3 separate regions of the Homo sapiens genome follow, and all the other regions are linked to region 2. The links are chromatin loops, found by intact Hi-C in ENCODE. Cell type or tissue: heart right ventricle. All regions are shown on one strand.

What was found. Hi-C counts contacts between places; a loop is a spot of excess contacts. Peaks named below come from ENCODE experiments on the same cell type or tissue, not always from the same donor. Only the 100,000 strongest peaks of a DNase experiment are listed, where the experiment ranks them.
Region 1: it touches region 2 in a loop (3-fold over the local background); 38 of 110 quality-filtered maps call a loop at or near these places.
Region 3: a loop joins it to region 2, with 5 times the contacts of the local background. A loop is called at or near these places in 94 of 110 quality-filtered maps.

The regions. Positions count from the first base shown.
Region 1 is chr5:32,588,871-32,591,370 of GRCh38, forward strand. All of the region lies in intron 2 of SUB1 (SUB1 regulator of transcription), which reads left to right. Among named protein-coding and RNA genes, the nearest start is that of SUB1, 4.6 kb to the left of the region's middle. In heart right ventricle, CTCF peaks have their summits at 1,480 (motif pointing left) and 1,684; no DNase peak of the experiment used is centred here.
Region 2 is chr5:32,231,415-32,233,914 of GRCh38, forward strand. MTMR12 (myotubularin related protein 12) reads right to left here. Exons shown (of 16, transcript NM_001040446.3): 15 at 2,359-2,500. Among named protein-coding and RNA genes, the nearest start is that of GOLPH3, 58 kb to the left of the region's middle. RefSeq lists enhancers at 220-765, 766-1,310, 2,164-2,500. In heart right ventricle, a CTCF peak has its summit at 1,207 (motif pointing right); a DNase peak (open chromatin) is centred at 1,227; H3K27ac peaks cover 1,721 bases.
Region 3 is chr5:32,328,169-32,330,668 of GRCh38, forward strand. No RefSeq gene overlaps it. Among named protein-coding and RNA genes, the nearest start is that of MTMR12, 16 kb to the left of the region's middle. In heart right ventricle, a CTCF peak has its summit at 1,396 (motif pointing left); a DNase peak (open chromatin) is centred at 1,373; H3K27ac peaks cover 604 bases.

The DNA of each region.
Region 1 (2,500 bases), 360 kb after region 2:
TTGGTCTCTGGACCACTTGACTAGAAGTGCCTAGGATGCTTTTTGCACATTCATACTCATAGGCCCTAAATCAGACTTAACAAGTCTTCTGTTGAGCATCATTAGGAACCCTAAAGTTGCAGAAACACTGCCTTGCATCCTAGGGTCATAGAATTCTAAGTAGGCCAAAGTCACTATTTGCCGTTATTTAGAAATTTACCAGATTTTTTTTTGTAAAATGTTAATTTTTTTTTTTAAAGACAGGGTCTTACTCTCTTGCCGAGGCTGGAGTGTGGTGGCACCATCATGGCTCACTGCAGCCTCGACCTCCTGGTCTCAAGCAGTCCTCCCACCTCTGCCTCCAGAGTAGCTGGGACTACAGGCATCATGCCTGGTTAATTAAAAAAAAAATGTTTTTGTAGGGACCAGGTATTGCTGTGTTGCTAAGGCTGGTCTCAAACTCCTGGCCTCAGGCAATTCTTCTGCCTCAGACTCCCAAAGTGCTGGGATTACAGGTGTGAGCCATCATGAGTGGCCATAAAATGTTAATTTTGACAGTTCTCTTAGTTACTGGTGTTTATTCTGCACATAAGGTTTTCTGAATTTTAGACTTGGTACATTTTTAAGTTTGTACTAAGTTTGTGCTCTGGTCCCTTCCATTTAATTAAATCAGCACGCAGTAAAGCTAACTTGAAACCCATTGACAAGATAGGCTTTTTCTGCATTAGATGACAGCTGCACCGTAATTGGTGAATTTCGCTAAATTGAGCATCTCAGTGGAGCATAACTGAGCGTCTCACTCTGCGGTCAAGTCTTCCGTGCAGAATTGTCTTTTATCGCATAGAACTTTACATATCTGAAGAGATATTTATATCCTAGAAATAGAATAAGTTGGTCGTGTTTTTCCTAATTAGTATATATCCTTTGTAAAATAGTAAGTAATGACTAGCACTGGTAGACCTGTGATTTCCGAAAGTTTATTCAAAAGAAGCAGGCTCCCTATCTTTTTTTTTTCCTCCTGAAGCTTAGCAATTTTAGCTAAAAGAAAAGGGGAGAGCGTATGGGAGATTGGAGAAGTTGCAACCTTAAAGTATAAATATAGAATATAACAACACATGGAAGGGTAAAATAAGGCTTCAAAGACTATACTTGAGTAAATTTCTTAATTTTAAAATTTGCACCCTATATAGTATTTGAGTATGTTGATGTAACACATGTGTATTGAGCTTTTATTTGCCAGACATGCACTATTCCACAGGGAATACTTAGAGCCTGATTTATAGAATAATTGCTTTCTGCATATTGAGCTAACTTTTTGTTTGTCCCAAATAGTAATATTACTCTTGTAAACACTTAACCTTGTATACCACATTTTTCATTTCATGTTTTACATGTATATAATATTTTTCCTAGCTTCATCTAATTTGGTAACATTCAATTAATTTAGTAACATTAAAATATTTATACTATTCCATCAAGAAGGAACATGACTGCCCTCTTCTGTTTGGGTTGGGTATTGTAGTGGTTTTTATGGGTTAGCTCTTTTTGAGAATGCGACTTTCTAATAAGCTTTTAAAATAATGCTGTTTTTAAAACAACGTTGTGATTTTTGAAAGCTAGTCTAACACATAGCTGTCTACAATGATTTTTTTTTTTTTTGTAATGAGGAAGTTCTTGAGTTGCTGGCTGTCAGTGCCCAGTGCAAAATAGCTCTCTAAAGATTTGCCTAATTGTAAATTCCTTTTTTTTTAATTTTTTATTTTGAGATGAAGTTTTGCTTTTGTTGCCCAGGCTGGAGTGTAATGGCGCGATCTCGGCTCACTGCAACCTTCGCGTCCCGGGTTCAAGCGATTCTCCTGCCTCAGCCTTCCGAGTAGCTGGGATTACAGGCGTGTGCCACCACGCCTGGCTAATTTTTTTTTTTTTTTTTTTTTTTGAGATGGAGTATCGCTCTGTTGCCCAGGCTGGAGTGCAATGGCACGATCTCGGCTCACTGCAACCTCAGCCTCCTGGATTCAAGCAGTTCTCTGCCTCAGCCTCCCTAGTAGCTGGGATTATAGGTGCCCACCACCACGCCTGGCTAACTTTTTTTGTATTTTTAGTGGAGATGGGGTTTCACCATGTGGCCAGGCTGGTCTCGAACTCCTGACCTCAAGTGATCCTCCCGCCTCGGACTCCCAAAGTGCTGGGATTACAGGTGTGAGCTACCGCGCCCGGCCCATAAATTCCTTAAGCCAGCATAAATTCCTTTTGGAATAGGCAGGACATAAATAAACATATCCTGGAAATGGAATAAGTTGGTTATATTCTTTTTAATTAGTATATCTGCTTCGTAAAATAAGTAACTGACTAGCCTTAGTAGACTGTGGTTTCCAGGTTTATTCAGAAGTAGCAAGATCCCTCCATTTTTTTTTCTACCAAAGAAATCGTATGTGGGATCCCAAACCACAAAATAACCGTTCCTGTGGTTAATACTACTATAATGCCTGAAGTGTCTTTTGGGATCCTGAGAACAGAGTTT
Region 2 (2,500 bases):
GGATGTGGTCGGAAGGTCATGAGGGTTCCCCAGTGCCCAAAGCAGAAGTAAAAACATGTGGGGAGAAGCTGTTTGTCCAGCTCTTTTGCTACTGTTCATTTGAAGTAAGAAGAGATAACAACTTAATTTTCAGGTTCACTCTAAAACTCTCTAACATATTTCCATCAATGGTTCTTCCTTGTAAAAAGATATTCTTTATTGTAAAGAAAATTATTTCCTTATTATGAAATATGGAATAACAATAAAAATATTAAAAAGAAAACAAAACCATCCACAAGACCACAGCTCGGAGGTGACCAGGATTTGACTTTCCATCCAGGGTCAGGAAAGATGAAGGCCAGGATTCAGTGGCCTCTCTTTTTCTCCATCGTGAAGATGTGTCAGGCAGGGCAGGGACTACACTGAACCACCACCCAGTGCTTCCTGCCTGCTCGGTTCTGTGCTCAGTACTCACATTCACTGAGCACCTCATTCTCAAAGTCACTATTATTGCCCCACTTTACAAGCAAGGAAACTAAGGCACAGAGGTAAGCAATCTGCCGAAGGCACTGCTGCTCAGTGCCAAAGGTGGTTCAAATAGTCTGGCTCCAGAGCCTGGGCTCTCTACTGAGCTCTCCTTGGTCCTGGAAGCCCCCTTCTCTCTATCTCCTAAGCAAAGGGAGCACTCAAGACCAGCTGACATGCCAGCAGCTCTGCAGGCCAAAGCCTGGCCCGGGCCTGCGGCTGACACCGAGGCTGCACACTGGAATGGGTCCCCCCCACCGTGTGGCATTTGCACGGCAGCACCACATGCTGCTCAGCCCCTGCTTCCTCAGAGTCTCTGCAGAACTTCCCCCAGGCCACCAGGCCGCTCAACACATTGCTCCACCTGATATCTGGTCTTCTTACCCAAAGGCTTCAAGGTTTCTTGTCGCCCCCGTCCCAACTGTGATTTAGCTAGTGCAACCTGAAATTCTCCACCCCTTCAGCTCAGTCCTTTCCCACCTGCCAACTCCTGGAGCTTAGGCTGTCTGTCCCTATCTCCCAAGGAAAAGAGATGATTAGAAAAGCTAGGTCTGAGGAGAGAAATGAAATCCATTATTGGAAGGGGGAGCCTTAGGTTCCTCCCGTAACACAACAGACGTTGTCCTCGCTGTCTCTGAGGTCCCCTGCCACTCTGGCACAGGGCAGTTTCTCTGGTGCCAATCCAGCTCTCATGAGAATGTGCATGCAGCCACCAGGGGGCACAACACACTGAAGAAAAACCAATTTCTGGCCAAGCTGTTCTGGGGCTCAGGGCAATTCTGGTTAAACTGGCAGAAGAGGCTCAGCCAGAAAGGGGAAACTCCACCCTGGGCCTGCGGCCCCTAAAAGGGCAAAGTGGCCATTCTGAGTCGTTCAGCAGCCAACATCGTCTCTGCTGGCCGTGGCTCACCCAGGTCCCCAGTCCTCTTTAGAATGGAACCAACTCTGACACCAGAAAGGGCCAGGCTTTCTGAAGCCCTCCAGATCAGGCAGGATAAGGATGGCATGGAGAAGGCAGTGACACACATCGACTTAGACTTACCATCACTGCTCTCTCCTTTGTGGACTCTGTGGGGGAGAAATTCTGGGCCTGGAGACAGAGCTAGGAAATGTCAGTTAAATAATTCATCAGTTAGGGAACTTTGGGATTATCAACTAAAATGACTTTCTGACATTTGTGGCTCATAGCATAGGTCAGCAAACTGGCCACCCCTCCGGCCAAATCTGGCCTGGCGCCTGTTCTCGTAAACACTGGAACACAGCTATGCCTACTTGTTCACCTACTAAGGCTCCTTTTTTTTTTTTCAAGTAAAGGAATAAAGAATGGCTACTCCAAGGGCAGAGCAGACTAAGGCTTCTTTTGTACTACAACAGTAGAGGGGTAGTTGTGACAGAGACTTTGCAGCCCTTGACAGAGTTTTGCAACCTGTGGTTTACAGGCACAGCTCATTAAGAAAAGTCTTACTATTTATTATAATAAATGAACTGGTATCGGCCAAGTAAAACCCACACAATCAATGTTCCTTTTACTCTACTAACACACACACACACACAAACACACACACACACACACACACACAGGCAGGACAAGAGGCACGATTCCATGGAGTATGACCAGGGTGGCAGCATCCACAGTGACATCTGGCAAATGGCCCTGTTGTACCAGGGCAAAGGTGATTTGCTGAAAGCAAAGGATTCTAATGGCCCTTGACAATTTGACCATCACAAGTCTCAACTCTGCAGACTGCTTCGAGGGGTAGAAAATGCTGGCAGACAGAATCCGTAAGTACCTTTTATCATTACATGCACGGGGTCTGGGCAGCTGAAGGGGGTTTAGACATGTGGACATCTTACTTTGAAGCGCATTCCTTTCCGTTGGCCTTTGTCCAGTTTTGGCTTTTCCACATAAAGAGGGTTTTTGAGCAATGTCTGGGCTTTGGGTTCAAACTGCACCGACCAATCCCACACGGTGAGCAGATTCAAAGGCTTGCTTTGT
Region 3 (2,500 bases), 97 kb after region 2:
GGTGGAGGTTGCAATGAACTTAGATCACACTACTGCACTCCAGCCTGGGTGACGGAGTAGGCCTCTCTCTCAAAACAAACAAACAAACAAACAAACAAACAAACAAACAAACAAAAGGAAACTGGGTGTTTGGAGAAATTATTGGAAAAAAAATGCCCTTTTTAAACTTTTGGATTTTGAGCCATGAGAATTATTTCCTAGCCCCAACAGTAAATAAATTAATTTTTTTTGCTGTCTCAGTGTAGCTTTTTTTAACTGAGGTGAAAGTTGTATAAGATAATATTAGCCATTTTATAGTAGGAATTAAAATAATCTAAATTTTAACATTAAAACATGAGCCTTTACCAAGAACTTTACCATTTTCTGTTTCTGCCTGTCTTGGCGTGGGTCGCCAAGTCATCCCATCCAAATGTCTACTCTCAGTGCTACCAGCTCTTTTAATATCTTCCTTAGAGACTGTTGGAAGTGGTCTAGAGTTAGACTCTTTCTGAATTCTTTTTTTTTTTTGGAGACAGAGCCTTGCTCTGTTGCCCAGGTTAGAGTGCAGTGGCGTGTTCTCGGCTCACTGCAACCTCCGCCTCCCAGGTTTAAGCGATCCTCCCACCTCAGCCTCCCAGGTAGCTGGGATTACAGATGTGTACCACCATACCTGGCTAATTTTTGTATTTTTAGTAGACACAGGGTTTCGCCATGTTGGCCAGGCTGGTCTCGAACTCCTGGCCTCAAGCTATCCACCCGCCACAGCCTCCCAAAGTGCTGGGATTACAGGCATGAGCCACCACGCCCTGCCCTCTTTCTGAATTCTTTTTTTTTTTTTTTTTTTTTTTTTTGAGATGGAGTCTTGTTCTGTCACCCAGGCTGGAGTGCAGTGGCGTGATCTCGGCTCACTGCAACCTCTGCCTCCCTGGTTCAAGCGATTCTCCTGCCTCAGCCTCCCGAGTAGCTGGGATTACAGGCACTCGCCATCATGCCTGACTAATTTTTGTATTTTTGTAGAGATGGGGTTTTACCATTTTGGCTAGGCTGATCTTGAACTCCTGACCTCAGGTGATCCGCCTGGCTCGGCCTCCCAAAGTGCTGGGATTACAGGCCTGAGCCACCATGCCCGGCCTCTTTCTGAATTCTTAAGCATCTAGAATCTGTTTGCTATCTTAGTCTGTCCACGTGAATATGTCTCGGATTGACTGGTATAGGTCCGTGTCTTTTCTTCTTGAGAGCTACTGCGAGCTCCTCACGGTCAAAGTCCCCTCCTGCGCTCCCCAATATGCCCTGTTCCCAAAGTGCCGTCCTCAGTGCTTTGAGTAGATCAGCAGATGGACAGAAAAGCCTTCAGGACTTGACTGAACCATGGGAGCCGCGGGGACGAGGACACTGTGCCCTCTACAGGACGATTTCAAAAGTGGTGGCAAGAAAGGTATTCTCAGCACAGACTGGGAAATTCTCCCACGTAGCTGCACAGCATAAAGGAAAATGACAAAGGAGGCTGGGCCTGGTCCTTCCCTGCCCTCTGTCACCAGGCCTCCTCTGGGCACACTTACTGGGCCCACAACCACATCAGGCATGGAGTGGAAACTCGGCTTGAGCTGCAGGCCACCTGGGCGCTATAGAACTGTAACTCCCAGGGCTGGGAGAAAACTCATTTTGAAGGTGGGGTCACAGGGCCCAGAGAAGTAAAACAACTCGCCCAGGATCACAGTGCTGGTCAGTGCCACCCTGACACTTACTCCGACCATGTAACTTCTGAACCTTGATTCTAAGCCAAGTGGTCTGATGTAGGCAACTGAATGTGGTTATTTCTGAGCTTTTTCTTTGTCAATCCAGGCCTTATGAGCCAGTCACAGTTCATTTCCAGCTCCTCTCTCTGTTTTCCTCCCTCTCCCCTTTGGGCTGAATTGAAGGCTCTAGGAGTGCGCAGAGCCTCTATTTGGGATGGGATGGGTGGGGTTGCCCATCTCCCTGACTTGGGTCCCAGGGCTGGGCTTGTCCATTCCTTGGCAGGGAAGGTGCTTGGCTTGGAGGGTGCTAACTCAGGCCTGCCATCACTCCTTCCTGCTCCCGTGCAGCTCGCTGCTTCCTCAGAGATGCAGCTAAGTCCTTTCTCACCCTTTGGCTGGCTTATGCCATGTCCTTGAACCGGTGTGCTCATTTCCTCTGCTGGGCGGCCTCCCAGTTGCACCTTGGCTCTCTCTCCTAATTACTTGCTGTGTCTCACTTGAGGGCCGTGGAAAACTTGGGAGACATAGAGACAAGCTCTGCAGCACCTGGAAAGACCATGGCTCCATTTCAACCACTCCATACCATGCGTATGCATGTGTGTGTGTGTGTGCATGCAAGTATGTGTGTGCGTGCGTGTGTGGCAGGGTCGAGGGAGTTGGTCAGGAGGTCCATCAGCTACAAAACTCTCAGACAGAGGTGCAGGACTCAGGCCCCTTCTTCTCTCATATCCCCCAAATGACAGGCAAACTGTGGGGAGGTGATAAGTGGAATGACACTACCTCCT